Linked DNA regions of Homo sapiens: region 1 is linked to region 2. Evidence: read pairs that join two places in POLR2A ChIA-PET (ENCODE). Cell type or tissue: A673. All regions are shown on one strand. Each heading gives the region's core, and the rest is flanking DNA. Links, peaks and the distances in the headings are about the cores only. Region 1 overlaps CLYBL (citramalyl-CoA lyase). Region 2 overlaps CLYBL-AS3 (CLYBL antisense RNA 3).

The links. ChIA-PET counts read pairs that join two places held together with the same protein. Peaks named below come from ENCODE experiments on the same cell type or tissue, not always from the same donor. Only the 100,000 strongest peaks of a DNase experiment are listed, where the experiment ranks them.
Region 1: POLR2A ChIA-PET joins it to region 2 with 5 read pairs; 2 of 35 experiments call an interaction of 5 or more read pairs at or near these places.

The regions. Positions count from the first base shown.
Region 1 is chr13:99,787,365-99,803,248 of GRCh38, reverse strand. All of the region lies in intron 2 of CLYBL (citramalyl-CoA lyase), which reads right to left. All of the region lies in intron 1 of CLYBL-AS3 (CLYBL antisense RNA 3), which reads left to right. Among named protein-coding and RNA genes, the nearest start is that of CLYBL-AS1, 66 kb to the right of the region's middle. In A673, for the core only: no CTCF peak of the experiment used is centred there; DNase peaks (open chromatin) are centred at 4,268 and 6,838.
Region 2 is chr13:99,941,270-99,957,153 of GRCh38, reverse strand. It overlaps CLYBL-AS3 (CLYBL antisense RNA 3), which reads left to right. Exons shown (of 5, transcript NR_120421.1): 1 at 1-71. Among named protein-coding and RNA genes, the nearest start is that of CLYBL-AS3, 8.0 kb to the left of the region's middle. RefSeq lists enhancers at 1-909, 15,665-15,884. In A673, for the core only: no CTCF peak of the experiment used is centred there; a DNase peak (open chromatin) is centred at 7,233; H3K4me3 peaks cover 494 bases; H3K27ac peaks cover 1,448 bases.

The DNA of each region.
Region 1 (15,884 bases), core at 2,773-10,772, 150 kb after region 2:
GGAAAGACTGATTTGCCATGGCCTTCTCTTAAGAGGAAAGAAAACCTTCCTAGAAACCTTCAGCCGGCCACTCCACATCTGTCACTGGTGATGAAAAGTCAGGGCTGGCAAGGAGGGCTGAATTACCCCTTGTTGGTCTAGTCAGACTTAGCCCTTGAGTTTGGATGAGTTACCGATTTGCTTGGTTACAGAGAAGTGGGATAGATCTTGAGAGTCCACCACAATCATGCCATTCCCACCTCCACTAAGAGTAATGAAGTGGCACATGCTGGGAAAGTGTTGGGTGCTGGCAATATACACCCAATCCCTGCCTGCAGAGTGTCCAGTCTAGTGTGAACGGTAAGCGCTGTACGTGTATTTGAGGTTTGATGCATGTTACAGAACAGAAAGTACATATAGCACATGTAGAATATACAGCCAGGAAGATAACTGAGTCTGAGTAGTCCTGGAAGGCCTCATGAGTTAAGATGTTCCCAGCAAGACCCAAGGATGCTGGGCAGAGGGAAGACCACACAAGCAGCTTGGAGTGCAGAATACACTGTCTATCTCTCACACTCCCATCTAAAGTCCTGGGGATGCCTTCCAGCCAGAGACCAGTCATTTATGGAGTCACTCATTCATACATGCATTCATTTCACAAATATTTACCTGCAGCAAGTGAGAACTTGTGTACTGCACTGGTGAGAGGGACTTAAGAAATGAGGTCTGTGAATGAGTGAAGCATTATAGCTCCCCCCTTTCCCATTAGCCATCCTATTGTTTATCTGAACTTCAACTAGAGTCTGGACCCCCCCAAAATAAGTGAATTTCAAACTAAATGTGCTACATTCTGCTATGTCTAAAGTTTGAGTGAAATTTAACAATAATAACCAAAAAAGAGTTTGGAATTATTAAATTAAAATGAGGTTTTAAGATTGCTATGGACTAAATATATCCCCCCCAAATTCTTACATGGAAGCCCTAATCCCCAATGTGATGGGGATGATTTCTTTCTTGGTCATGTGAGGATACAGAAAGAAGGCAGCCACTTGCAAACCAAGAAGAGAAAGCCCTCACTGGGAACTGGCCAGCACCTTGATCTTGGATGTACCAGCCTCCAGAACTGTAAGAAATAAATGTTTGTTCTTTAAGCCACCCAATCTACAGTGTTTTGTTACAGCAGCCCAAAGGGACTAAAAAAAAGATTCTAGGTAAATTTCAGTGATGTGTGTTTTTTTGTTTTTTTGTTTTTTGAGATGGAGTTTCACTCTTGTTGCCCAGGCTGGAGTGCAATGGTGCTATCTTGGCTCACTGCAACCTCCGCCTATCAGGTTCAAGAGATTCTCCTGCCTCGGTCTCCCGAGTAGCTGGGATTACAGGCATGCGCCACCATGCCTGGCTAATTTTGTATTTTTAGTAGAGAAGGGGCTTCTCCATGTTGGTCAGGCTGGTCTCGAACTCCTGACCTCAGGTGATCCGCCTGCCTCGGCCTCCCAAAGTCCTGGGATTACAGGTGTGAGCCACTGCACCCGGCCGTGTTTTCTTACTAGGTGTTTCTATCAACTGTCACATTACCTTCTTATAAACCTTAGCATACGCAGAAAGTGACAGTATTAACAAGAATAAAAACTGAAGGAGAAAAGGCACAAGCTGTTAGCCACACAGAATTTGGTAGACAAAGCATATAAACTCCCATTTTGCTTTTCCAAGAAATAGTCTATTTAACTTCAAGGAGAATTCTTTTTTTTCTATTACTTTCTTTTCCAAAACTTTTATCTCTTTCCAAATCAATAATTATCAGATGTCACATTCAGGCTGATAAAAAAAAAATCCAACTGTCTACTGAAATGGCAATAAAAGAATGCCTTGGAACAGTATGGTTCTTGCCATGAGGACACCTATTTTTTCATTTATTTTGGTGATGGGAACTGCACTTCAACATTAATGTGTAATTAATATTACAAACTGTATTTGATAAATATCAAAGTAATAAGAATAGGCAGGGGGAAAAGGGAAAACATTAAGCCTGCATTTAAAAGTCTTTAACAAACGTTCCTCACAGCTTGAGCTCAGATGCTTAGAGGCCAGGAGACTGGGGCACTCCAACAGGGACGTGTGGAGGGGGGGCACCTGGTGACAGTTGCCAAGAGCAGCTCAAGGCCTATACTAAGGGCGACGGTGATGTTATTTAAGCCTCAGCTTCCCCTTCTGCCCTCACTTACACCCTCAGAGCTGCTCCTTCCCCTACTGGGGCTGCTCCTATGAAACTTTGTTCTTCAGGAAAGACTCAGATGATTTTATCCTATCAGTTAGGGTCTTCTGAAGCAAGGGGGCAGAAACCCAATTACGTTTTTTTTTTTTTGTTTTTTTTTTTTGTTGTTGTTGTTTTTTAATTTGAGACAGGGTCTCACTCTGCCGCCCAGGCTGGAGTTCAGTGGTGCAATCTTGGCTCACTGCAACCTCTGCCTCCTGGGCTCACGCGATTCTCCTGCCTCAGCCTCTTGAGTAGCTGGGACTAAAGGCATGCGCCACCATGCCAGGCTAATTTTTGTATTTTTAGCAGAGACGGAGTTTCACCATGTTGGCCAGGCTTGCCTCGAACTCCTGACCTCAGGTGATCCACCCACCTCGGCCTCCCAAAGTGCTGGGATTACAGGCGTGAGCTACCAAACCCGGCCAAACAATTATGTCTTAAGCCAAAAGGGATTGTATTGGCTCAGGTGAGCCTTTCCAGGCCAGGGATTTTGCTTCAGGGACTGCTGAAATCAGGCCCAAGCAGTATCCTCAGGACAGGATTTCTCTCCACCTCTCAGATCTGATTTCTGTAGGTGGCTTCATTTCTGGCTCCATTTGTTGGGGCCTGGACATATCAGCCTCTCCCAGGCACTGGTTGCAGCAGCAGCGCCAATCTCACCTCCTCAGGTAAAATTCAGAGAGAAATGAACTCTCCCTTAAATTTCTCCCCAAAAAGCCTGATATTCACTCTGATTGGACTGGCTGAAGTCATGTGGTCTGGCCTGAACCAATCATGGTGGCCAGTGGAATGCAGTGCACTGACTGGTTGGCCCTGAGCCCCAGACTCCACTGGGGCTGAAGCCACACCCAAACCATGTGGGTGAGAAGGAATTGGGAGGCAAGGTCTGAAGGAGGGAAAAATAGATGCCAGTGAGGGGAGGACGACAAACTGCACGTTCTTCTACATGCAGTCATGTTCCTCCCAGGAACATTTCCTTTTGGCAGGAGCCAAAGCCTTAAAATAAAAGAATCCCAACAGGATCCCTAATCATGGCATTTCCAGCGCTCTGTGGAGGAAGGCCACGCTCTGAATGGCTCAGCTTCCTCACACACCACACCGCTGCAGGCCCCTGGGTGGGTGCACGCGACATCTGACCTGTTCTCCCACATAAGCAGGCACACAACATGTGTGCTTCACGTGTAACCTGTACCAGAAAACCAGGGTGTTGACATGATTGATATCCACGTAATTAGCCACTTTGGTACATGTGATGGATCTGCACAGGATTATCTACCTCGATATCTATGTGATTGATCCCCATGTGATTATCTGCCATGTAGACACACCCTTCCCTGCTTCCAACACAATTACCTTCCTCCAGATAGATGAAATTGAAGCCCACATGATGACTTGCTCCAGATACACACATGATTGATGCCCATGCAATTATCTAACACAATAATATGCCAGTGATTGATGCCCATGTGATTATCTGCTAAGATGATACCCGTGCAAATGAAAATTGGCAAGTCCTGCAAGCTCTAATAATCACCCTCACCAGCATGTGAAAACCAATTGCTAAGACTTAAGAAAGGCTCTTCTTTAAAAAGGCCACTCATATACTATTAAGTGTGTGTGTATGTGTGTGTGTGTGTGAATGTGTGTATATCATGCAATATACGTGTATATATTTATATGTATGTGTATATATGTATATATGTGAGATATATCCATCTTTCTGAAGTGTTTGAAGTAAATATTTGAATAGGACTATAAAAATTAAATAAATGTCAAAGTTCTTTCCAGCTCTATAATTCTCAGATTCAAGAGTTTAATAATAACTGAAAAAGCATTACTGACTTCACAGAAAATAGCAGACATTTATTCAGCTTACTGCCCAGCCTCCACTGTCTTTCCCTTAAAAAGAAACGGTCTCTAAGAAATAGCATGTTTGGCCATTTCTCGTTTCCTTTTCCCAATTCGCTGTTCTTACTTTTGAGAAAAGCATGTAATATCCCCACACAATTTGATGATTTTCTTTGTTATTGTCAAAAAATGCTAATCCACGAAGAGTCCCTTCCTGGGTTATGTTAATTCAGCTGCCTGTGTTATAATAGGATTATGTTTCCCAGGATTTAAAAATCCCACTTGTTAACTACCAAATAGACTTCTACAGCAGCTATAAAAATCTAATTTAATCCCTATTGGCATTAACAAAATAGCTGAGGTACAATTTATGTCTAACTACACTTAACACCCTACAACCTCCAATAAATATATAACATTTCTTTTGAAGTTATAAAACGTAACTGTTCAGTGGGATAACTGGAGTCTCGTGGGTCCAATCATGCAATATCTCTAAGGCAAAACAAATGTTGTTTACATACGGTAAGGATTAAGGGGAAAGTTTGTTTAAACAGATTAATGGATGTTTACATGTATTAATACTCTCTTTTACATCATGCAAATTCCAATTAAAATGATCTTCATTTCTTTCACTGGAAAATAATTACAGAGGGAGCCAACTATTTGCTCTGTTACCATTTAGTTTAAGAATCTAATTAGGTTAGAATAAATTTCAGAACAGAACACTCACCAAACTTGAGGTAGGTGACTAATACCACATTTCACTTTACAAAGGGGGAAGGCACTTTTTGCTGAGTGAGTGAAGATGATGGAGGGGGAACGAGCCCAAACATGATCCCATGGGCCAAAGAGAGCAGTAAGCAGATTCTCTTTTGTCTTTTGGTCTTCATTCTTATATTACTATCTCTTCAAAAAATGGAATTGAGATGACATTAAAGGGCCTTCTGGGAATGTAAAATTTGAGCGCAGTGAAACAGAGACGTTTCTTCTCCTGCCTCTTCCCTCCCTCCTTCTTCAGATAGGTGACTATGGGGAAGCTTATGGTAAGCCAGATGGGAACAGAGAAACTCTGGCAAATATTGTTTCAAGATGAAGGAGAGGAAAACAAGGAGGCTGACATGTAACATATCAAAGAACATCCAGGCACTCAAGTTGAACATGAATCTCAGGGCAGTCCAACCTCTTTAAAGATGCAAATTGCAGTCAAACACAGAAAACAGTAGGGTTCTGTTTATCCTTTCACAAAGGGTGCAAACTGCTAATCAGGCTCCATTGCTGGGCTGGCCACTTTGTTTATCAATAAACAGGAAGACAGTTAGGCTATAATTTTCCTGCCTAGTACTGGTAGCCAAAAGGAAATGCTGGCAGCTTGGTAGTACTGAGTTCCAGTTGCATCAAAACCCAATTATTATTGTAATAATGTATGGGTGTTTGCAAGTTGCACAGGCGTGCTACACATGTCCACAAAATCACGTGGAACGTATTGGCAGAGAATGAGCTTGGTGATACATGGACTAAGGGGAGCTGTCAAAATAGGCCTGGTCCTCCAAGAGCTCAGCTGTGGAGTGTTGTTTAAACACACACACACACACACACACACACACACAAACAGCTAACATGGCAGACACAGAAATCTTTTATATATTAATACAACACAACAAAAACATGATTTGAATAAGATCAAACAACAAACAGGCAATAAACTCAGCTCCAAAACCAGAAATTTGACTGGAATATTTTCTAACTGCCACTGCAAGTTCTGTTAACATGGAATGCTTATACATCCTCTAAAAGAGACAGTTCAGAGTTATTTTCATGTCAGTGGAACTATCTTCCTGAGATACTATAAGATCTTAAATCTTAAATATACTGTAAGATCCCAAATCTAACATATAACAAAAATTCAGTCATACATGTATTTAGGCATTAAAATCGTTCAACTCATGACTTGAGTTCTTTCATTTCTGTCTCCACACATGCATCTATATGAGACTAAGATGCACTCTGAACTCTATATAACTCCCAAAGTGGGGCATGACAAATATAAAATAAAAAGGGACTATAATTTCTACAACATGGTGCTTCTATCAATGTTGAAATAATAGCAAATTAATAACAGCTACCATATATTGATCACATGTAACCCATTTATTCATAAAATATTTGCTGAATACCTACTATGACTATGTCTTGGGCACCCTGGTAAGCAATGGGGGATACGATGGCACCCTCTTCACAAAGCCAAGAGCCTACCAGGGAAGCAGGTATGAAGTAAGTCATAACATTAGGGTGTGGTGACTGACTAGATGGAGTAGGTGGGCTGCCCACTTTTGCTTGTACCCAACCAGTCTACACTACTGTGTCTGACTCTCCAAGATGCCACCCCACAGCAACCTGCCTGGCAACTTGAGATGGGGAACCTTGGCTCACTTCTGCTAGGATGATATTGGACAAGTGAAAATCCAGGAGGTTTTGTGTGGCTCTGTTAATAACCTTCATTAGCAAATGTGGTGATCAAAGTGCAGCTCTGCCTGGCTTCCTTGCTTATTAGCTGTGTGACCTTGGGCAAGTTTGTTAACCTCTCTGTATTCCACTTTCCTTATCTGTCATCTGTCAATGGGGAGAATAATAGCACCTCTTTCATAGAATTGCTATGAACATGAAATGAGTTAACCCATGCAGAGCACTTAGAAATAGTGCTAGCACACAGGAAGTACTCCCTAAATGTTCTCTGGAATCAATCTCAGATCATCTTCAGCACCATGGTCAGCTCCACAGCCTGGCCCTCTTAGGAAGGGGAGAGGCTGGAAGGAACTATGGTGGGGAACTGCCTTCAGTTTAGGAATGGGCCAAAATTCAAGGAGGCCACTGTCCTCCAGCCAAACCCAGGAAGGAGATGTGTTAGTGCCCACCCCACCTGTGGCCCTCAAAGTTGAAGGCTGATGGCATGCAGCATGTCTCCAGTGAAGCAGCCCAATCATGGCTGCCAGCACAGGGAGCCATGATGGCCCTGACCAGTAGAAGTTCCTAGGTCTGTTCTTCCTAATCCTCTTATGTCTTGACCACAAATTTGGGCTCTCATACCTACTTCAGGCTCCCTTTGCTCTGACTATGTGGAACAGTTTTTTTCCACTTACTGGCCCTCTCTACTTTGCTTTCCCCTGTGTACCTATCCATCCACAGCTCTAGGAAAGAGAAACTCTTGACAACATTCCACCCTGCCCCATGCCCTGCAGACCTGCACCAGTTGGGCCAGGTTATCAGCCTTCCCCTGCAAAATGGCAGGGGGCTTAGATGAAATGCTCAGCAGAATGCCTATTGGTGTTCAACCTTAGTTTCATTCTTCTACCCCTGGAGGCTCCAAGAATTCACCCTCCAATTCTTGAATAGTCTTTGGGAAACCAAAGACAAAGCTGGCCTTTTATCTCCGGCCAGCACCTGGCTCATCTTTCTCTCTAGGCTTTTGAGCTCTTTTGACAGATGTTTAGGGAGAGTTTTTGTTTTTTGTGTTTTTGAGACAGGTTCTCACTCTGTCACCCAGGCTGGAGTTTGGTGGCATGATCATGGCCCACTGCAGTCTCAACATCCTGGGCTCAAGCAATCTTCCCATCTCAGACTCCTGAGTAACTGGGACCACAAGCACATGCCACCATGCCTGGGTAATTTTTTTTTCTTTTGTAGAGGTGGGATCTCACTATGTTGCCCAGGCTGATCTTGAACTCCTGGCCTCAAGTGATCCTCCCTCCTCAGCCTCCCAAAGTGCTAGGATTACAGGTGTGAGCCACTATCCCTGGCCCTAGAAAAGTCTTTTTGGTTTAATTACCTGGAGTTAATCAATAACTTGCCCAAGAATATGCTGCTTCTTAGACTAGACTTGGCTGAGAATTCAGGGCCCAACTGTTAACTTTTGGAGGTTAATTTCTGACCAATAAATGGCTAACACAACTGCATTACATGGAGGAAATTGCAAAAACATATTTGAAATAGCACATTTTTAGTAGAAGGGCAGGCTGTGTCTTGAGTTAATTCCTGACTTGACATTTGCTCCTCACGAGCCACACTTTCCTCCTCTGTTATCAGCAAAACACCATGCGGCCTGCATAGCCGGTACAGAATAAGATTTAAACCACCACTACCACCATCCTGAGAAGCTTTGATATATTTAAAAATACATGGCAAAAGTATGATATTATTGCTGAACTCTGTCTCTAAATCAGAATACTAAATTATGACTTAAAATACACCCACTGATTTATTATTAAAAACATAGTATTTAGCCTGGGTGTGGTGGCTTACACCTATAATCCCAGCACTTTGGGAGGCCAAGACAGATGGATCACCTGAGGTCAGGAGTTCTAGATCAGCCTGGCCAACATGGTGAAATCCTGCCTCTACCAAAAATACAAAAATTAGCCAGGTGTGGTGGCACATGCCTGTAATCCCAACTACTCGGGAGGCTGAGGCATGAGAATTGGTTGAACTCAGACGGTGGAGGTTGTGGTGAGCCAAGACAGCACCACTGCACTCTAGCCTGGGTGACAGCATATGACTCCATCTCAAAATAATAATAATAATAATAATAATAAATGAAAATATAGTATTTAATACTGTTATAAATTGTGGCAAATGAAATTTTTAAAAACTGAAAAGAATACTATGTTTTGATATGAAGCATGTTCTCTGCATGATTTCACACTATCTTCTCTTTATTTTGGCAGTGGTTATATACACTTGAATCTTTTTTCTTGAGATGGAGTCTTGCTCTTGTCAGCCACGCTGGAGTGCAGTGGTGCAATCTTGGCTCACTGCAACCTCCACCTCCTGGGTTCAAGTGATCCTCCTGCCTCAGCCTCCCAGAAGCTGGGATTACAGGTGTGTGCCACCATGCCCACCTAATTTTTGTATTTTTAGTGCAGAGAGGGTTTCATCATGTTGGCCAGGCTGATCTCGAACTCCTGACCTCAGGTGATCTGCCTGCCTCGGCCTCCCAAAGTGCTGGGATTACAGGCATGAGCCACGGCGCCTGGCCACATATTTGATTCGTTAGTCACAGATTTAGCAAACCAAAACCTCTTAAATTTATTTTGTAAAAATCACCTGTGGTCCTGGTCCAACGGAGAGATTTTAATTAGTAGCTATATTTGGAATAAGTAACTTTAATGATTTTCACCATAGTCTCGAAGCTATTTCTTACTTCATATTAGAGGAAATGGATGCAGTTTCCACATTTATAAAGCTTTGAATCATTTAAGCTGCATTTTCTTTCTTTTTTTTTTTTTTAATCTTAATTTTGAGCTGGAGCTCAAAGATCTGTTTTATTGCCTAGGCCCGGGCTTTCTGTAGCCAGATATATCACATTATAGATCATACTCAGTCTTACTTAATTGGATTCCTAGGAATTGCAGGAAAAGAAATAACTGGCAATTTAAAGCCTGCATCTCTTTGAAAAGAGACTTTGCTGATCTCATTAAATGGAAATTGCTGACTATTATGACCCTAATAGAGATATTTGAATCCTTGCATTAAGAGGATGCCTGGTTTGAAGAATAAAACAATGAGAAAAAATTTTTTGTTGTTTTTTATTTATTTTTTAACAATTACTGTTCAAAAGGGGAAAGGTTATTTAAGGGTATGAAGAGATTAATAAAAGACTGAAAACACTTTACTACTTTTATAAAAACCTGGATAGGTTTTTATATCAGAACCTTTAAGGATCAAAAAGACCTTGCAGAGTTCCTAAGCACAGTTCAGCTTTCCACACTGTTCCAGAAAGACTCAGATATCCTAATTCCTATTGAAGACATCTCCTGAGCTCTTAAGTCTTTTAATAAAAGCAAGGCACCTGGGAGAGGAGCCTTCCCATCCTAATTTCACACCCCTATTGAAGAGGAGTTGGCTCCCCATGCCCCTGTATACATTTAATCATTCCCTGCACATTAGTTCACTGGCTCGCTGTGGGAAGTATACACCTAGCCACTCCACTAATTTATTTCAACAAAAGTGACAGCACTGAGGAATTTAAAAGTTAGCCAAATGGATTCGTGTATGTGTACGGTGTGTCTATGTAAGCATAAATGGGGCTTTAAGGTCTACGTACTTTGTGTGTGTGTGTGTGTGTGTGTGTGTGTGTGTGTTATGTATGCACATGTGCACAAGAAGAAGTATAAATGAGAGCACAAAGTAGAGAGAATATATATGCTCAGGTGGAAAGGACCCTCCATCTGTATGGCAATTAAAGTAATAATAATAAAGAGTACTAATAAATTAATAATAAAGACTAATAATAAGCCAATAACTTTGAATGATATTGGGCGTTTCTTTCTGAGCAACTCACACTGACAAATGGAGTGCCTCCCCGGTTCTGCAGTCTAACAGGTGACTACAGGAGGCCTTGCAGGAATTTCTGTTTGGGGAAGAGGCACTTAGGAAGGGGCTCACTGTGGGGGTCATAGCTGCACTCCCTTCTCTACAGCACAGCCTCCAGTTGTTCTCGCCTCCACAACCACTCACCTTCTTTTAGGCCTTGGCAGGAGAAGCATTCAAAGAGCATGGCCCAGTTGAGAAACTCCAGGGGTGGGGCGTAGGGTGGGGTGTGGGGTGGAGGGATTGCCAAAGCACTGACTGCCACTTAGAAGGCATTTGCCTTCCTCTGTGTTTCACCGAGGAAGGCAGCTGCAACAAGGCGGCCCTCCTGGTTGTCCTGAGTACTCTGCCACGTGGAGCAGCTGGCTGAGAAGAGAGCGGCTGCTCTGATCCCCACTCAACCAGGTGCTTCCCCTGCCCCCTCTACTGAGGGTGGCCAGCTCTCCCCAGACAATCCCAGCCCACCTGCAGCTGCCCTCCCATTCCTGTTTCCCACGGTGGGGAAGGGTCACTGTGTGTGGGTCTTGCTCAGTGTCCAGCCTCCAGCCCAGCTCCCACTTGCTCTGAACTGTCCTCAGCCAGATGGTGCTGCCTTCTCTGGACTTTTTCTTTTTCCCTTTCTTCCGAGAACTGCTCAAGTATCTGGCACAATAATGCAAAGTAAAAATCTATTGTTTAGCAGTTCAATAAAATGACTTATTTTTCTCTCTGGCTTCTGGAGGGAAAAAAAATAAGTAACATCTTTCTCAGATGGCTGTTTCCAGCCCCCTCATGTTAAGAAATCTATATAGGAGCTTAAGTGGAAAAGTGGCGTTTTTCTGGCATTAGAGTCTTTTCTTTGTCTACCATTGAGGGGGGAAGCTTAAAAAATAGCAAAATTGGCAAACTCCATGATATTTAGAGAGAAAACCTATCTGTCCCAATATATTACCCTGTGAGAGTCAGGACTCTAAGGTAATAATCAATACCAGTAAGTCTTGGCATTCTAAAGCAATCAATCACCAGAGACTTGAACTGATGCTCTCAGACACTTGTTTGGGAGCACGGTTAAGACAATGGCTATTTATGGATTTATCAAATGCTCACATAGCACTTATATGTGCTGGGCACAGCTCTCAGCACTTCACAAATGTCAGGCCCCTTTAATCTAATTCTGTGGGGTGGAATACTACTCTTACCATCCTTACTCTTATTTTACAGAAGAGGAAATGGAGGTACAAAGATGTGGAATTAATTTCCCCAAGGTCACATTGTTAGGACAAAATGTTATCAGAATCCAGACACAGGCACAAGCAATACGGCTCTAAAGTTCCTGACTATCAAATTATGCTCCTGTATGTTAAAGAGATACCTTAAGGGACATACTAATTACTCACTCTCTTAAATTTTCTAAGCTTTACCCTCTTTAAAAATGACACCGCTGTTTTTTGTTTGTTTTTTTTTTAAAAAAGACACTATTTATGTAGCATTTCAGAGTTTACAAAGGGCTTTTCTGTTTGAGCCTCACAGCTGGCCCTGTGGTGGGTGGTGTGTGTTTCATTATCACCAACCTCATGGGATAGATTAAAGAAACAGAGGCTCATGAGATTACAGGACTCAAATTCCCTGGCTAGCAAGTGTCAAAACTGGGAAATTTAAATGAGTTTTCTGTTGCCAAGCCCTCTACCCTTTCCACTAACTCAGACTGCTGGTATCAAATTAAGTTGCCCACAAGTGACATCCTAGAATATTAACTTAGATTCCCAAAAAAAGGCCTTCCTCAAATCACAATTCTTTGGTTTAGACTCCAAATAGATCTCTACTCTTTACAAGCCAAATTAGAAAAAAAATGAGATTATGTTCATATAAGTTGCTTCTATGCTTCAGAAGGAAGCCGTTTCTCAGGAGCCATTGGCGGATATGCCTCACCCCAACACAGAAACATACCTAGAAATGAAAAGTCATAGGATGTAGAAAACAGGACACTGATCACAAGGGAAAAGTGAAGGGAATCCCCAGAATGGTGGGGAAGGGAGAGTTCAGGATTCCAGTTGTGCCACTGCCTGAAGGACCAGCAGCCCAGACTTCAAGGGACTGGATGGTTCAGGGAGAGACTTCTCCAAGAAATGAACCGATAGAATACTGGATGCTTCTGAACATGCGAAGGGGAGATTCAGACAATTAGTCATGAAGTGGGTATTGACAGAAAACTAAGCCAGAGTCACCCATAAAGGGAAACCCATCAGACTAACAGTGGATCTCTCAGCAGTAACTCTACAAGCCAGAATAGAGTGGGGGCCAATATTCAACATTCTTAAAGAAAAGAATTTTCAACCCAGAATTTCACATCCAGCCAAACTTCACTTCCAAACTAAGTGAAGGAGAAATAAAATCCTTTACAGACAGGCAAATGCTGAGAGATTCTGTCACCACCAGGCCTGCCCTAAAAGAGCTCCTGAAGGAAGCACTAAACATGGAAAGGAACAACCGGTACCAGCCACTGCAAAAACATGACAAATTGTAAAGACCATTGAGGCTAGGAAGAAACTGCATCAACTAACAGGCAAAATAACCAGCTAACATCATAATGACAGGATCAAATTCACACATAACAATATTAACCTTAAATGTAAATGGGCTAAATGCTCCAATTAAAAGACACAGACTGGCAAATTGGATAAAGAGTCAAGACCCATCAGTGTGCTGTATTCAGGAGACCCATCTCACATGCAGAGACACACATAAGCTCAAAATAAAGGGATGGAGGAAGATCTACCAAGCAAATGGAAAACAAAAAAAGGCAGGGGTTGCAATCCTAGTCTTTGATAAAACAGACTTTAAACCAACAAAGATCAAAAGAGACAAAGAAGGCCATTACATAATGGTAAAGGGATCAATTTAATAAGAAGACTAACTATCTTAAATATATATGCACCCAATACAGGAGCACCCAGATTCATAAAGCAAGTCCTTAGAGATCTACAAAGAGACTTAGACTCCCATACAATAATAATAGGAGACTTTAACACCCCACAGTCAACATTAGACAGATCAACGAGACAGAAAGTTAACAAGGATATCCAGGAATTGAACTCAGCTCTGCAACAAGCGGACCTAATAGACATCTACAGAACTCTCCACCCCAAATCAACAGACTATACATTCTTCTCAGCACCACATCACACTTATTCCAAAATTGACCACATAGTTGGAAGTAAAGCACTCCTCAGCAAATGTCAAAGAACAGAAATTATAACAAACTGTCTCTCACACTACAGTGCAATCAAACTAGAACTCAGGATTAAGAAACTCACTCAAAACCACTCAACTACATGGAAACTGAACAACCTGCTCCTAAATGACTACTGGGTACATAACGAAATGAAGGCAGAAATAAAGATGTTCTTTGAAACCAATGAGAACAAAGATACAACATACCAGAATCTCTGGGACACATTTAAAGTAGTGTGTAGAGGGAAATTTATAGCACTAAATGCCCACAAGAGAAAGCAGGAAAGATCTAAAATTGACACCCTAACATCACAATTAAAAGAACTAGAGAAGCAAGAGCAAACAAACTCAAAAGCTAGCAGAAGGCAAGAAATAGCTAAGATCAAAGCAGAACTGAAGAAGACAGAGACACAAAAAACCCTTCAAAAAATCAATGAATCCACGAGCTGGTTTTTTGAAAAGATTAACAAAATTGATAGACCGCTAGCAAGACTAATAAGAAAAGAGAGAAGAATCAAATAGACGCAATAAAAAATGATAAAGGGGATATCACCACCGATCCCACAGAAATACAAACTACCATCAGAGAATACTATAAACATCTTTACATAAATAAACTAGAAAATCTAGAAGAAACGGATAAATTCCTGGACACATACACCCTCCCAAGACTAAACCAGGAAGAAGTTGAATCCCTCAATAGACCAATAACAGGCTCTGAAATTGAGGCAATAATTAATAGCTTACAAACCAAAAAAAGTCCAGGACCAGACGGATTCACAGCCAAACTCTACCAGAGGTACAAGGAGGAGCTGGTACCATTCCTTCTGAAGCTATTCCAATCAATAGAAAAAGAGAGAATCCTCCCTAACTCATTTTATGAGGCCAGCATCATCCTGATACCAAAGCCTGGCAGAGACACACACACAAAAATAGAACTTTAGACCAAAATCCCTGATGAACATCAGTGCAAAAATCCTTAATAAAATACTGGCAAACTGAATCCAGCAGCACATCAGAAAACTTATCCACCATGATCAAGTGGGCTTCATCCCTGGGATGCAAGGCTGGTTCAACATATGCAAATCAATAAAGGTAATCCAGCATATAAACAGAACCAAAGACAAAAACCACATGATTATCTCAATAGATGCAGAAAAGGCCTTTGACAAAATTCAACAGCCCTTCATGCTAAAAACTCTCAATAAATTAGGTATTGATGGGATGTATCTCAAAATAATAAGAGCTATTTATGACAAATCCACAGCCAGTATCATACTGAATGGGCAAAAACTGGAAGCATTCCCTTTGAAAACTGGCACAAGACAGGGATGCCCTCTCTCACCACTCCTATTCAACATAGTGTTGGAAGTTCTGGCCAGGGCAATCAGGCAGGAGAAAGAAATAAAGGGTACTCAATTAGGAAATGAGGAAGTCAAATTGTCCCTGTTTGCAGATGACATGATTGTATATTTAGAAAACTCCATCGTCTCAGCCCAAAATCTCCTTAAGCTGATAAGCAACTTCAGCAAAGTCTCAGGATACAAAATCAATGTGCAAAAATCACAAGCATTCTTATACACCAATAACAGACAAACAGAGAGCCAAATCATGAGTGAACTCTCATTCACAATTGCTACAAAGAGAGTAAAATACCTAGGAATCCAACTTACAAGGGAAGTGAAGGACCTCTTTAAGGAGAACTACAAAGCACTGCTCAGTGAAATAAAAGAGGATACAAACAAATGGAAGAACATTCCATGCTCATGGATAGGAAGAATCTTATCGTGAAAATGGCCATACTGCCCAAGGTAATTTATAGATTCAATGCCATCCCCATCAAGCTACCAATGACTTTCTTCACAGAATTGGAAAAAACTACTTTAAAGTTCATATGGAACCAAAAAAGAATCCGCATCGCCAAGTCAATCCTAAGCCAAAAGAACAAAGCTGGAGGTATCACGCTACCTGACTTCAAACTATACTACAAGGCTACAGTAACCAAAACAGCATGGTACTGGTAGCAAAACAGAGATACAGACCAATGGAACAGAACAGAGCCCTCAGAAATAATACCACACATCTACAACCATCTGTTCTTTGACAAACCTGACAAAAACAAGAAATGGGGAAAGGATTCCCTATTTAATAAGTAGTTCTGGGAAAACTGGCTAGCCATATGTAGAAAGCTGAAACTGGATCCCTTCCTTATACCTTACACAAAAATTAA
Region 2 (15,884 bases), core at 2,902-10,901:
GCTCTTAACGAGACCCGGGATCCCTTTGGAGAGGCCCTCGGGAGCTGGCGACAGGGCTGGGAGTGGCGTGGGTAAGCTGGCCGGCGCGGGGCGCGGGCGGCGGGGCACAAGGGCGCTACAAGAAGAGGGCGCGAGGGTGCCCGCGGCCAGCCGGGCGCTCCGAGAAGTCAGCGCGAGCAGCTGTGACTTCACCTATTAGCCCCGATGTCTTTCCGAGGAGCCTGGTGGAGTTAAACAGCCCACAATGGGCGCTCTGGGGCGCCTCCAGCCTGACCTCCACCCGGGTTTAATAGTTTCATAGGAACTTCATTAAATCAATTACTTAGTGAGCACATCATCATTTATTTGTAATTAGCAGCGAGGAGCGCGTTCTCTCCCCCAGCCCGCGGCCCGGGTCCCAGCGGGGTTGACTAGTTGTGCAAGCACTTTTGTTTGCTCGAGTGTTGACTCCCGGCATTATTCGGCCCGGGTAATCTTTACGTCTCAATCTAGTATTCAGGGGGCGAAAGGAAAACAAACAGGGCGCAGGCCGGAGGCCAGCCCTTTGGTCCCAGCCGTCCCAGAACTCGGCCCTCGCTGGGCGTGCAGGGCGCACCTCTGCGGCCCCGGCTCCTCCCGGGAGGAATAGGCGAGAGCGCCACCGGGGCAGAGGGGCAGGAGCCAGCCCGGAGGGTCCAGAAGGAAAGTGGCGAAGGAAGAGGCGATGAAGGAGAGAAAGGAGAAAACCAGCAGCAGGAGCTCTGGGCCTGCAAAACGAGCACAAAAGGGGAACGTCCAGGCTCGCGCACGTGTGCGGGCGGCATTGGAGGGGGAATGCGCGTTGTGCGTGTGTGCAAGTGTATGTCCATGTGTGCATGTGTGTGTGCGCGCGCAGGAAGTGCGTGAAATCACATCCATTTCAGCTGCCCACGGCTGGGCGGAGAGGGGAGTGGGAGCAGGAGGTGCCGGCCTGGCGTGCGCGGAGGCAGCTCTCTGGGTGTCCGAGCTGCAAAAGTGCTTTAATTGGGGGGCTGCAGCCCCGGGCGCAGCTCCACTGCGGCCCACAAATTACGAGCGAGTGGTTAGCGAGGAGCGGGGAGTTGCTGAAAGCCGGGCCAGAACCTGCGCGTGCGGAGCGGCACGAGTAATGGCTCCGCAAGGAGTCGTGATTCCTTTCGAGTGTAATCATCTTTCCCCACACGCCGCAGCGCCGGCCAAATCTCGTTTACATCCAAGGAGTTGCGGCTAGCCGGGCCAGAAACGTGGGCGACACGCCCCTGCGTCCTTGCCCCGGCCCCGATTTCCGCTCCAAGCTGGAAGTCCTTCCAGCATAGGAAACGCTCAACTTCTGGGGCTATCCCAGCTCAGGAAATGGAGGAGGGCGGGGAGGCGAGGGGTCATTGATGAGCCGGCCTGGGTTCCCCCAGGAGCAGGAGAGTGTGAACAACTGTGAGGCGAGGAAAGGCCGTGGGGAAAAACGCTCCTCCAGAGGGCTTCCAGAAGAAACAGTGGCTCCTGGGGATCCTTGAGGTCAGTCTCTTAGACTCCCTGGGGCTGTGAGCTTCTGAGGACCGGGTCCTGAGTTTCTACCTTGGTTCTGGCGGCCAGGCCTGGCTGATCGGGGTCAATACTTGCAGGTAGGGAATGTGCGAAGGCGGTGGTTGCCTTGTGGATTTTCTAACCAGTGGTTTCAGTACAGATCGAATCAGTGTCTGGAGTGTTTGTTCTCTGGTGGGACTGAAGAGGGTTCTGTGGCCCTGTGGTGAGACAGGGTCCGTCCTGGAGCGGGGGTGGGGAGGCAGAGGGCTGGGGTGTGGCCCCCAGGCCTCTCTGGACAGCCCCAGACCTGGAGGCCGCTGGCTATGGCTGTGTCTGGGCGTACACCTGCGCGAGGGCGGTTGTACTCCCGGGAGTGGGAGCTTAGCTTGCTGGGGAGCCTGTCGCGAGCTCTCCTGAGGCCCCCAGTCTGGGGAGCCAACGCCGCCACAGTGCTCTGGGCTCTCAGGAGGGTGTCCTAAGCCTGCAGCTGTCTCACTCCCCCAGTCTTCTTGCTTCCACCTTTCCTCAGGTCTCACCATCAGACACCCATTCTGTTCCTCTCCCTAGCCTCCTTTTCTCAAAGTTGACTCCCGGGTCATTTGGCCTCTACCCCAGGGTCCTAGGTATCCTTTGCTTGCAGGACACAAGGATGAGAGAGGCAGGAGCAGCTAGGATCCTGTTTGAAAATAGGCTTTCTTGGCCTCGCGCGGTGGCTCACGCCTGTAATCCCAGCCCTTTGGGAAGCTGAGGCGGGAGGATCGCTTGAGGTCAGCACCAGCTTGGGCAACATGGTGAAACCCCATCTGTACAAACTATACAAAAATTAGCTGGGCCTGGTGGTGTGCGCCTGTCATTCCAGCTACTTGGGAGGCTGAGGCAGAAGAATCGTTTGAGCTAGGGAGGCGGAGGTTGCAGTGAGCGGAGATGGTGCCACTGCACTCCAGCCTGGGCGATAGGGCAAGACTCAGCCTAAAAAAAAAAAAGGTTTCCCTTCAGCCCCCGTCCCCAGCATGACAGAGCTCCCTGAGCTGCCCAGCTGCTGCTCACCCCGCCATGGTCTGAGAGTCTGGGTCAGCCTGAAAAACAGGAAATTGATCCGGATAAGGACCATCAACCAGCCGGTCAACAATCTGGGAGAAGCACCTTTTAAAATATAAAAAGTGGTTTGTAACTTTGCATACTCCTGTTCCCCCATCCCCAGTGAGTCTGTGCTGAAGAAGTTACAATGGTCAGGCTTCAGGAAGAATTACCAGGAAAAGGAAATCTTAAAGCATAAAGCCAAGTATGATTTTCTTAAAAATACCTGGGAGCCTAACATGATAAACACAAATACTCCTTTGAGTCTGTTGTGCACATTTCTGCTCCAGTGTACAGAATACTTGTGCATGTTAAATATATATTGATCAGACAGGTGCACACACACACACACACACACACACACACACACACAATTATAGCATGTCTAAATCCCACCTTGGAAATTATCAGACCTAGCCAAATTTAGGACAGTGTTGAAGGAAGCAAGACTGAGAAAAGCTACAATGAAAATAAAATTGAAATATTCACCCATGACTTGTCTCTCTACTCCTCCCCTCTCTCCCAGCTCCTACACCATTTAATAAAATAGCATCGTTTAGAGAAAGGAAGGCACGTCAGGAGACATTTTATGAGCTGGCAGAGAATTTGTTGAAGTGGTTGATTTAGAAAATCTGGATACTGACTGCGAAGTTTTCTTAGTGATATTCATATTATGCCTCTTTCTTCCCAATCCAAGTCCTAATAGCTTTTAAGTCATATCTGACTAGGTTCTGTTTATTAATCAGGCTCTGTTCTGATTCTGCCTTTATTGGGGTGCAGGCTCCTTGGCAGTCCCACCTGAGGTCCTCCTTGGATCAGTGGGAGCCCCGTGCTGTGTTCCTTGTGCCCTTTCAGGAGAACTCCCCATGCAGGGCGTATGGGACCCTTCCAGGGTCCTTGCCACTGGACTCATCAGTCTGAAAACTAACAGGATCATGCCCACAGACTGTCCTCCTCTCTCTGGGAGGGCTTGTCTTGTCACCAGTCATGAGTTTCATCCTCCTGACCTGGCGCAAAGAAGAACGTTTGGCACTGACATAAAAACCCATGCAGCGGGAGCCTGGAGTTTGTAGCAGGCTGATTTCGGATAATGACATGTATGGGACATTTCAGGGAGGGCCCAGGGGAGCCTTGGAATGGGAGGAACTATGCCAATGTTTGTCCCCTTTAAGGGGCGAGGGCAAAGGTTTGACTGCTCTGGTCGTTTCTTAAGTAAACTGACCCGAAAGAGCACGCATTAGAACAAACTGTGGCCTAGGGCAAGAGTCTGTTGTGTTCCTGACAGAAACTTCTGGGTGAGTCCTGGCCGCTGCTGGGCCACCGCTCTGTGTTCTCACAACCGGCAGCACAGCTGGTTCCCTGTTCATACCCGTGAGGGACAGAATCATGAGGTGATTCCAGGAGTCTCTTCTCAGGGAGAAAGAACACCTAGAGACACAGAGGCAAGTCCAGGAGAACCACTGCCCGTTAGCCAGTGCCACCCCTCCTTGGCCACTCCTCCTGCTATTTCCAGCCTTCAACGCCCAGATCCTTTATATCCACTCTGTAAAGCAGAGGGCTGGAGTGGTCCAGAGACAGGAATGTGTCTTCCAATAACATTAGTGTCTTTGGCCCCTGGCAAGATTGGAGTATTTATTTTTCTCCGACTCCTCCAATTGGAGTGATGCCAGTTAAGAAGGAAGCAGAAGCTGGGTGTGGTGGCTCATGCCTGTAATCCCAGCACTTTGGGAGGCCAAGGCCAGCAGATCGCTTTTTGTCAGGATTTCAAGACCAGCCTGGGCAACATGGCGAAACTGCCTCTCTGCTAAAAATACAAAAATTAGCTGGGTGTGGTGGTGCAAGCCTGTAGTCCCAGCTACTTGGGAGGCTGAGGCACGAGAATCATTTGAACTCAAGAAGCAGAGACTGCCGTGAGCCAAGATTGTGCCACTGCCCTCCAGCCTGGGTGACAGAACTAGATTTGATTTCAAAAAAAAAAGAAGCAGAGAAATTGCATAATGAAAAGTATAATATCCTGCTTGGCCCTTAAGTTTCTTTTGAGATTGGAATGAAGTTTTTAATAGGAAGGTTTCCTTGGCCCCATGACTGTCTGTGGAACGGCAGACACAAAACCTCTTAGGCTCAGCTGAGTAACAGCCTCCCTGGGAGCTGGGTGCTCTGAGGCCCTAGAAACAGAGCTGTGGGCCCTATTTTGGGGCACAGTAGAAGAGGACACAGGAAGTTGTAGAGAAGCCTAATATCCATTGCTCGCATGTTTTCCCCATCATTTAAAAAAAAACTGTGGTAAGGCCAGGCATGGTGGCTTACACCTGTAATCCCAGCACATTCGGAGGCCGAGGCAGGCAGATCAGATCACTTGAAGCCAGGAGTTTGAGACCAGCTTGGCCAACACGGTGAAAACCAGTCTCTACTAAAAATACAAAAAATTAGCTGGGTGTGGTGGTCTGCGCCTGTAGTCCCAGCTACTCGGGAGGCTGAGGCACAAGAATCGCTTGAACCCAGGAGGTGCAGGTTGCAGTGAGCTGAGATTGTGCCACTGCATTCCAGCCTGGACAACAGAGTGAGACTCTGTCTCAAAAAAGAAAAAAAATGTGGTAAAATGTATGTAACATAAAATTTACCATTTCAATCATTTTTAAGAGATGGGGTCTCACTGTGTTGCCCAGGCTGGCCTCCAACTCCTGGGCTCAAGTGATCCTCCTGCCTCAGCCTCCTGAGTAGCTGGGACTGCAGGTGTGAGCCACCACACCTGGCTTCAACTATTTTTAAGCATACAATTCAGTGGTATCGAGTACATTCCCATTCCCATGCAGTCATCACACCATTCATCTCTAGAATGTTTCAGTCTTCCCAAACTGAATCTTTGTATATGAAACAATAGTTCCTCATTTCTTCTCCCCTAGCTTCTGGCAATCTGCATTCAACTTTTTGTGTCTCTGAGTGTGACGACTCTAGGGATCTCATCTAAGTGGGATCATTCAGTACTTGTCCTTCTGTGCCTGGCTTATTTCACTCAGCGTAATGTCCTCAAGGTTCATCCCTGCTGTAGCATGCATTAGAACTTCATTCTTCGTTATGGCTGAGTAGTAGTCCACTGTGTGGATAGACCACATTTTGTAGATTCCTCCTGTTGTTGATGGACACAGGTTGTTTCCACCTTTTGGCTACTGTGAGTAGTGGTGCTGTGAACACTGGTGTGCTTACATGCTTTTATATGTACATGTGTACCTATATAATATACTTTTTATGAACCAATTTAAAACACTTTAAAGGGGAGCTCCAGCCATGGATTTAGACTATCAGCTTTCTCACTTGGCTGTGGCTTTCCGAGGTCAGCAAAGTGCAGCTAGAATTCAAGGGAGAGCCAAACCATTGTCTTCCAGTTTCATGGCCGTCCCATCTTTGTGTGTGTGTGTGTGTGTGTGTGTGTGTGTGTGTGTGTGTGTGTGTTCAGACCTACCCAGTGCTCCTGCTTCAGAGGAACTATTAACACATTGATATTATCAATAGCAGGCCGTGCCTGAGCCATTAGGGATTTATGAAAACATCTGAAACAAGTCGTTTCAAAGCACTGATTTGTTTTATAGTCAGTATTACATTTTATGACAGGCTCTTTTGCCAGCAAAATGAGCGCATAAGCATCATACACAGCTCAGGAGACGGAAACCGGTGCCCTGGGCTGCCCTGCAAATCTGTGCTCCGGATCCCTTGGGAAGCTTCTGCAATTCACGGACAACTACTGACCCTTTGCTGAAGGGTTGACCCCGAACTAGATAGGGTGTATGCCCACCCTTACATTTGTGGCAGTAGAAAAGCGACATCCACCCCCTTTCCCTTTTCTGTCATTTTTCTCAAACCGAGAACACAGTAAGAACACCAGTCAGTACCCAGCAGACCAAGGTCAAACATTTCCTGGCCACTTCTGCTGCTTTTTTTGTTCTGATTTTTTTTCTTTTTCCCTGATTTTCTGGAGTTTCATGGGGGCAAATTCCCGAGTTTTGGATAAAGTAGTCTCAACCCTCCTGGGAACGGTGGCGCCTAAGCAAAGGGACAGACAGGCCACTTGGGGAAGGTGGATGTATGATTCCCAGCAACCCAGTGACTGTCCTTCTCATTCAAACATCCCCCCACCCCCCAACCATAAGAGCAGGGAGAGGGACCACAGTGCTGTACAGGGTTTGTCGGGTCCGGGATTGGGCGGGGAGGCAGGCGCTCTTCCCTGGGATGGGAGATAGTTCCTTCTCAGTGTTCCCAGGGAGCAGGGTTTGTCATATTTTACAGCAGCTGTTTCACATTCCCCTACCTAGTTATTAGACACGAAAGGGAGTAAATTAAAATAGCAAAGTAAAAGGAAATAAAAGGCGTCTTTTCTTTCTGTAAAGAGACAACACCTAATTAAGAAATATTTGAATCCCACAAAAATGCAGACTCTCACGGGTGACATAAAACTTCTCCTTTTAAACCAGGAACAAACCCCAGAAAATTAGGGACAGGCCCAAGAGGTAGTCCTTTAAAACAAAATGCTCCTGCCTCTGGAGACTTTTGACTTTTTTTTCCCTTCCTTTTTTCCTCTTCTACAGTCCTGGGGGAGTATTAAACTCAAACGACTCCTTTGAGTTCAAGTTATCTGGGCTGTAGCCAGCCAAGCATACAGCCAGCCTCCTCCCCTCCTGCCACCAGCAGTGCTTGCTACAGCCCACAGCCTTGTTTTCTTCTCTCCCAGCCTCCTCCCCTCCCCAGCAGGAGCTTTTCAGCCCCCACTCACCACTGCACCACAGTTTCTTTCTTTTGTCCTCTCTGGACTCTACTTTTTTCCTAACACTTTCCCTAGCTCAGGCTAGTTCTCACCCACTCTGTCTTCCACTTTCTTCACCCCACAGAGCTGAGACACTGGGGCCTTCTTTCTTTTTCTCCTGGGCTCTTAATCGTGTTCTTGACCAGAAGATAGCAGAAGCTTTGGCCTTCTTCAGCTTGATTCCACCCTGGGTTCCAAATTCAGTCCTTCCCAGCCCTAGCTCTGCCCTTCCTCCCCTGGGTGTGGTCTCCTTATACACCAAAGGCTGCTTTGAGTGTTGGCACTCAGCCATTGTTGACCTTGACCTTTATACAGGAACGCTCTCCTGGGGCACCTGCAAGGAGTAAAACTTTTAAGTGTACAATTCACTGGTGTCGAGTACATTCACATTCCTGTGCAGTCATCACATCATCCGTCTCCACAACGTTTTCTTCTTCCCAAACAGAATCTTTGTACCCATGAAACGATAGTTCCTCATTTCTTCTCCCCTAGCCCCTGGCAATCTCCATTCAACTTTCTGTCTCTCTGAATGTGACTACTCTAGGGATCTCATCTAAGTGGGATTATATAGTATTTGTTCCTTTGTGTCTGGCTTATTTCACTCAGCATAATGTCCTCAAGGTTCATCCATGCTGTCGTATGCATCAGAACTTCATTCCTTGTTATGGCTGAGTAATATTCCACTGTGTGAATAATGAATCAATACATGTAAGGGGCGTGAAAGCCCATGGAGGTGAGAGGTGCTGACTTCTCAGGCAAGATATGGGCCTCCTACCTCATTTCTTCGGGGACCACACAATAGTTAGGACAGTGCTTTTTCTGTGAAAGTTGCTCGGTTCATTCAGAATCCCTTTAATTGTTGTTTCTAGGAGAGTATCACTCTTCTGCTTAGTTTTATAATTGGGAGGAAAGAAAGGAAAGCTGGGATGAGGCTAAGAAAATATGGAATGTCATACCTTGAAATAGCCACAAATTAAATAAATTCTTAGTGACAGCTCACCCCAATTTTGCCTCTCTGGGATTTTTTTTTCTTGGCTTTTGATGGCTTGAAAGTCCTGCAGAATTTTTCCCAACATCACAATGCAGAGGATGGAGCCAGGGTTTCCAGATTCCTGCTTATTAGACTAAACAGTGAAAGGAAATCATTTTTTCCATTCAATAAGTGAGGACAGGCTATTTTGTTGGCATTTCCTTTTGGGGATGGACCCTGCCTCTGGCTCTGCCTTTTTTACTTTTTTTTTGTTTTTGTTTTTGAGCCAAAGTCTTGCTCTGTCGCCCAGGCTGAAGTGCAGTGGCGTGCTCATGGCTCACTGTAGCCTTGACCTCCCGGGCTCAAGCGGTCCTCCTGCCTCAGCCTCCCAAGTAGCTGGGACCACAGGTGCACACCACCGTGTCTGACTAATTTTTTAAATTGTTTTTGTAAAGACGATGTCTCACTATGTTGCCTAGGCAAAGGTCTGTTCTTCCCTGACCTGCTGCAGAAACAGATGTGTGGCTGGCTCTGCCCAGGGCCAGGTCCCAGCCCTCAGCCACACTCCTGCCTTCTCTTCTCTGAAACGTGTAGGTAAAAAATAAGTTTCAAACTTCTCTAATTCCTTTCATCTATATTAAAAGGCATATCATATTTCTCTGAGTAAAGCCTTGGGTGGGATTTTTAGAAAAATGATCATAGTAATAATAATAATATGTTACATCGATGTTAGACCGACCTAACACTTTAAGGGGGGGCTTTCCTCTGCCTTATAGGATGTTTAGCAGTATCCCTGGCCCCTAGTGACTACATGCTAGCAACAGCTTCCTCCCTTCCAAACTGTGACAGTCAAAAATGTCTCCAGGCTGGGCATGGTGGCTCATGTCTGTAATTCCTGGGGAAGCCGAGGTGGGAGGATGGCTTCAGCCTGGTAGTTTGAGACCAGCCTGGGCAACATTGCAAGACCCCATCTCTACAAAAAAAATAGTCTCAGCTCCTTGGGAGGCTGAGGCAGGAGGATGGCTTGAGCTCAGGAGGTAGAGGCTGCAGTGAGCTGTGATCACACCACTACACACTAGCCTGGATGGCAGAATGAGATTCTGTCTCAAAAAAAAAAAAAAAAGAAAAGAAAAGAGAAAACATTTCTCCAGACATTGCCAGATGCCCTCTGTGAGGCAAAATCACCTCTGATTGAAAACCACTGAGTAAGGGGGCCAGAGGGATGGCCCATGTGGCCAGACCACAGGGAACAGGAGTGTGGTTCAAGATGAGGCTGAGAGATGGAGGCTGGACTGTGACCATATTGTGAGTTGAGATGTTATTTTAGGGCCAGGGAAAGCCACTGGAGGGGTTTAAGCTGGGGCATGAAATAATGTTATTTAATATTTGGAGGAGGGGTCTGGCTGTTGTGTGGGATGAGATTCGGGGCCGGATGTCCTGGGAGCAAGCCATTGCAGTGGTCCAGATGATGGGGGAATGGGGACGGAGAACAGCGCACAGGTCTGGGCCACGTTTTAGATGAGCAGGTGGCAGCGCTTGCTGAATACACAGGGAGAGGTGCGGTGGAGAAGGATGAAGGAAAGGACCCTGACCTGACTCCAGCACCTGGTGGCAGGAGCCGTGCCATGAGTAGGGGCAGGAGCCAATTTGGGACAGAAAGTTATTTATTTATGTGGAGGTGCCAGTTAGATGGGAGGATATAAAATTCTGGAGACCAGGAAGAGGTGAGGGCTGGAGGTGTAGGTTTGGAAGCTTTAGGGCATATTGGTTTTTATTGATATTTAAAACCATGAGTATTTAAACTCACATTACCTAGGGATATTCTGTGAGCCCACAAGAGAAGAAGCCCAGCAGAGAGTCCTGGAGGCATTTTAGCAGGAAGTGGAAGGACCAGAGAAAGATCCAGAGGAGCTGTCTGTGAGGCAGGAGATAAACTAGGGAAGGATGAGGTCATGGAAGTAAAAAATGTATCTGGAAGGCTGAGCGCTTCCTTGATGGGGGCCACAGAGTTTTCCAATGACACTGCTATGCATGGTTTGTGGACAGGTGAGGGTGGAAGGCTGATTGGGTGGGTGGGTGAAGTCAGGGACAGTAAAACCTGGACACTGTCCCAGAGGGCTGGGAAGGGGCAGAGCCCAAGTGGGAGACTGTGGGGAAGCAGATTGCAGGAGTTTTTTACAGGCAAGAGATGTGGGGCGTGTTTGTATGCTGGCCCTGGTCCGAGTGGCCTCCAAGGGGCAGGGGGAGGCAGAGAGAGCTGGAGAGGTTGACAGTGCTGGAGCAAAAGAGAACCACGTAGGAATCAAGTCCTTGAGCACGGTGGGATCAGAGCCCAAGTCAAGGGGCTAGGGTTAAAGATTTTTTTTTTTTTGTGGTAAAATATATATAACATGAAATTTGCATTTTGACTCTTTTTAAGTGTACACAATAGTGGCATTAATTACATTCACAATATAGTATGACCATATTGTGCTAGTTCCAACATCTTTTCATCACCCCAAACCCAAATACTCTGTAACCAGTAAGCAGCTGCCCCCTACCCCCTACTCCCACCACCTTGAAGGCCGGGGTTTTTTGTTTTTTGTTTTTTTGAGACAGGGTCTTGCTCTGTTCCCCAAGCTGGAGCACAGTGGCACAATCATAGCTCACTATAGCTCAGACTCCTAGGCTCAAGTGATCCTTCCACGTTGGCCTCCCACAGTGTTGGGATTATAGGTGTGAGCCACTGTGCCCGGCCTCAACGGGCTGGTTTTTTTTTAATAAGAGCAGGACATTTCATCCCGAATAGCAAGAGGGAGGGATAGACCAAGGCTGGAGGTAAGGGTGGGCTTGTAGCTTTGTGGATGGGAAGATGAGGGGGCTTCTGTGGGATTGCTCCAATGTTCTCACTGAAGGGTTGGGGGAAGAAAGAGATAAGGGTGTAGGAGGGAGACAGGAGAAAGGGTAAAATAGTCATCTGGAGAGTGGGAAAGTGAAAAAACTGAGGAAATATGTTAGTATTGATGGCCAGGGTCAATGGTCCACTTCCTATTTATATACCAGAATTTAAAATGAGACCAGCCAACAATGTTGAGTGTCTTTTTATTTTTTTATTTTATTTTATTTTATTTTATTTTATTTTATTTTATTTTATTTGTTTATTTTGAGACAGAGTCTTGCCCTGTTGCCCAGGCTGGAGTGCAATGGCATGATCTCAGCTCACTTCAACCTCCTCCTCCAGGGTTCAAGCGATTCTCCTGCCCCAGCCTCCCAAGTAGCTGGGATTATAGGTGTGCGCCACCATGTTCAGCTAAGTTTTTGTATCTTTAGTAGAGATGGGGTTTCACCATGTTGGCCAGGCTGGTATCGAACTCCTGACTTCGTGATCCGCCGGCCTTGGCCTCCCAAAGTGCTGGGATTACAGGCGTGAGCCACCGCGCCCAGCAAGTGTCTTTTTAAAAACTGTTTACAAATTGTGGCGAAATATACATAACATAAAATTTACCTTGTTTTTTTTTTCTTGAGACGGAGTCTCGCTCTGTCACCCAGAGGTTGGAGGGCAGTGGCTTGATCTTGGCTCACTGCAACCTCTGCCTCCTGGTTTCAAGAGATTCACCTGCCTCAGCCTCCTGAGTAGCTGAGATAACAGGGGTGTGCCACCACACTCGGCTAATTTTTGAATTTTGTTGTACAGACAGGGTTCACTATGTTGGCCAGGCTGGTCTCGAACTCCCGACCTCAGGTGATCCACCTGCCTCGGCCTCCCAAAGTGCTGGGATTACAGGTGTGAGCCACCGTGACCGGCCCTGAACCATTTTCAAACATACAGTTCAGTGGCATCAAGTACATTCTCATTGTTGTGCCACCATCACCACCATCCAGCTCCAGAACTTGTCCATCTTCCCAAACCAAAACTCTGTCTTCCTTAGACAATAGCATCAATTCTCCCTCCTGCAGCCCCTTGCAGCCACAGGTTGTTTTTCCCACCAGTGTTCAGGTGCAGACACGGAGTGGGTGATGGCTGAGTTACACAGGGTTGTCGAGGGAGGGGGCAGCAAGGGCGTCACGGGTGGTTGTGAGGTAGTGATTACAAGGGCGGATCATGGAACTCGGGCTCTGTAAGCAGGTGGAGGCAGGAAGAGGTGTGCAATGGTGTCTTTGGAGTCCAAAAAATGCTGATATCTTCATTCCTTTCCTTTCTCATGGTGCTGTAGATGGCAGGAGTCAAAACTCATTTTTTATTTATTCATTAATATGGTTTCCAATTGCTCTGACATCTCTGAAGAATGTTCTACAGAAGGACCCAAAACAGCCACTTGAGTCACCGGCATGGCTTCCTCCTACTACATGCCGTAGACCTGGGAAAACGTTATGGGTCCCTAGGATACCCACACAGTCTGCACCTAATTAGGTAAGAAAAGAGGCATATGGTGTTTTATATGGGGAAAGAGGTACATTTTCTATGAATAGCATAACTATGCGAACAGACAGGCTGACAGATGATTTCACTTTATCTCATCACACAATATGGGCATCCTCACTGTGTGAAAACCCCCAAAGCTTCAGAAACTTGCTAACGTCCTCCTTGCTTTCTGCATCTCAGTTCTTGCCTTTCTCTGCAGAACTGAAGTGGAGATGGGAAGCCTTCTCTCAACCGCTGTGAGCTCTCCACCCGGAAATGTCCTCTGGTGATTTTCATAGTCCCAAGCTGTTTTCTGCCTTATTGATGGAGTCATCTCTTCTTTATAGTATACTGCTTATTCTTTCTGGGGATTGTGTTTCCTGGTTTTGTCTACACATATATGTATATTCTTGGCCTATAAGTTCTGTTTCTGAAAGATGCACTTGCACTGTGTTACAGCCACACCTTTGAGAGAAATGCTGGTGGGGCTGGGTTTTGCAGCACAGATGCCCTTCATGAGGATGGAACAAGTTGCAGGGAATTTATTTTTTTTTTAATAATCGAAGAAGCTGGCCTGGCGCGGTGGCTCATGCCTGTAATTCCAGCACTTTGGGAAGCCGAGGAGGGTGGATCACCTGAGGTCAGGACTTCGAGACAAGCCTGGCCAACATGGCGAAACCCCGTCTCTACTAAAAATACAAAAATTAGCTGGGCATGGTGGTGGGCACCTGTAATTCCAGCTACTTGGGAGGCTGAGGCTGGAGAATCACTTGAACCTGGGAGGCAGGGTTGCAGTGAGCGGAAATCACACCATTGTACTCCAGCCTGGACAACAAGAGCGAAACTCCATCTCAAAAAAAAAAAAAAAAAAAAAAAAAAGGAAGAAGCTGAGGTGGATCACATCTTGGATTTACCAATTGATAGATAAGCCTAATATCACAAAGAGTTACTTCAGAAGACACAGGAGGTCATCAAGATGGAGATTTTTTTTTTTTTTTTTTAAAGACAGAGTCCTGCTCTGTCACCCAGGCTGGAGTGCAGTGGCATGATCTTGGTTCACTGCAACCTCCGCCTCCCGGGCTCATGCCAATCTCCTGCCTCAGCTTCCTGAGTAGCTGGGACTACAGGTGCCCGCCACTGTGCCTGGCTAATTTTTTGTATGTTTAGTAGAAATGGGGTTTCACCATGTTAGCCACGATGGTCTTGATCTCCTGACCTTGTGATCCACCCACCTCGGCCTCCCAAAGTGCTGGGATTACAGGTGTGAGCCATCGCGCCCAGCAAGATGGAGATTTTTTTAATGTTTTTTTTTCTTTTCTTTTTCCCTCCTGGACTCAAGTGATCCCCCCGCCTCAGCCCCCAAAATTTCTGGGATTACAGGCAGGAGCCACCGTGCCTGGCCTCTTAAATATTAATAGTTAGAGTGACCCCTTAGTGCTACCTTGAATTGTATATCAGCAATGCAGAACCTTCTGCCGTCATGATGATGTTCTATAAAGCACTGTCCAATATGGCAACCACAAGAATCCTCGCCCACTGAACTCTTGAAATGTAGCTAGTGCCACTGAGGCACTGGATTTTAAATTTTATTTAACTTGAATTTAAACGGTCACACGTGGCTAGTGGCTACCATACTGGACAGCTCAGCTTGCAGTAGGAAGTACCAACTCACTAATGAGCTACAGGCTTTCCAATTAATATTCTCTAATTTAAACATTGTTAGCACTGTTTAACAAGTTTAATTTGCTGGGCACGGTGGCTCACACCTGTAATCCCAGCACTTTGGGAGGCCGAGACTGGCGGATCACGAGGTCAGGAGATCGAGACCATTCTGGTTAACACGGCGAAACCCCGTCTCTACTAAAAATACAAAAAACTAGCCAGGTGTGGTGGCAGGCGCCTGTAGTCCCAGCTACTCGGGAGGCTAAGGCAGGAGAATGGTGTGAACCCGGGAGGCAGAGCTTGCAGTGAGCCGAGATCGCGCCACTGCATTCCATCCAGCCTGGGCGACAGAGCGAGACTCTGTCTCAAAAAAAAAAAAAAAAGTTTAATTCAATTAAACTTACTCAATATTTAAATTATTATATTGCCTTTGGCTGTATGTAATAGGCAGCTGAATAACCAGGGCTGTACGGGTGAGGGGTTTGTATTCCTCCCCTGGCAAGAAGCTTAGTGGCAGTTAGTGGAGGGCTGAGCCGGTGGGCTGGCGAGGCCTTGGGGAGCTCTTCTGGTTTCCAGCTCTGGTATTCATGGGAGTGGCTTGCAGCCTGATAGTTGTGAGATGGCTGCTGTACTTTCCAGCATCAACTTCCGGCAGGAAGGCAGGAAGAAAGGAGATGGAAAAAGAGCAAAGGGAAAACAAAAGGCTTCCCAAAGGCAAATGGTACAATTCCATGGCAGAGAATTTGGCAACATATAGTCCAGTCATATTTTATCATCACCCTTCAACCTGGCAATCCCACTTCTAGAAATCTATCCCCAGTGGTATCAGATAGGCATAAATACAAAATGGCTCATGCACAAAATTCTTCACTGTGGCATTATTTATGATCGTAAGACACTGGGAGTAACCCAAGTATTCGTCAACAAGGGACTGTTTGGATCATCTATAATATAGCTGCACAATCAGATACCGTGCAGCGAGGCCAGGTGCGTGGCTCACACCTGTAATCCCAGTGCCTGGGGAGGCTGAGGCTGGAGGATTACTTGAGCCCAGGAATTCTTCGAGACCAGCCAGAGGAACACGGTGGGACTATGAACGGGCGAAGAGTGAGACCCTGTCTCTAAAAACTAAAAAACCCCAAATACCGTGCAGTAAAAAAGAAATGAGGAGCACTGTGCATACAGGTATGGAGTGATCTCCAAGAGTCAAGAATATTAAGTAATAAAGAACAAGAACAACATGTAGAGATCTAGAGTATATAGCTGTACTGATAGGCAGCCTCATAGGTAAGAAAAGAAGGAAGGAAATAGACACACACACATTCGGTTGTATTTGCAAGGGAAACAAGCAGACAAAAAAGCAAATATTTGCCTTTAAGTGAAGCTGGAAGAGGAGGGAGACAGGTAGAAGGGATCGGGGGTGGGAAACGAGCCAACTGTGCACGTACCTCCTTTCGTACTTGGGACTTTGAAATGTGTGC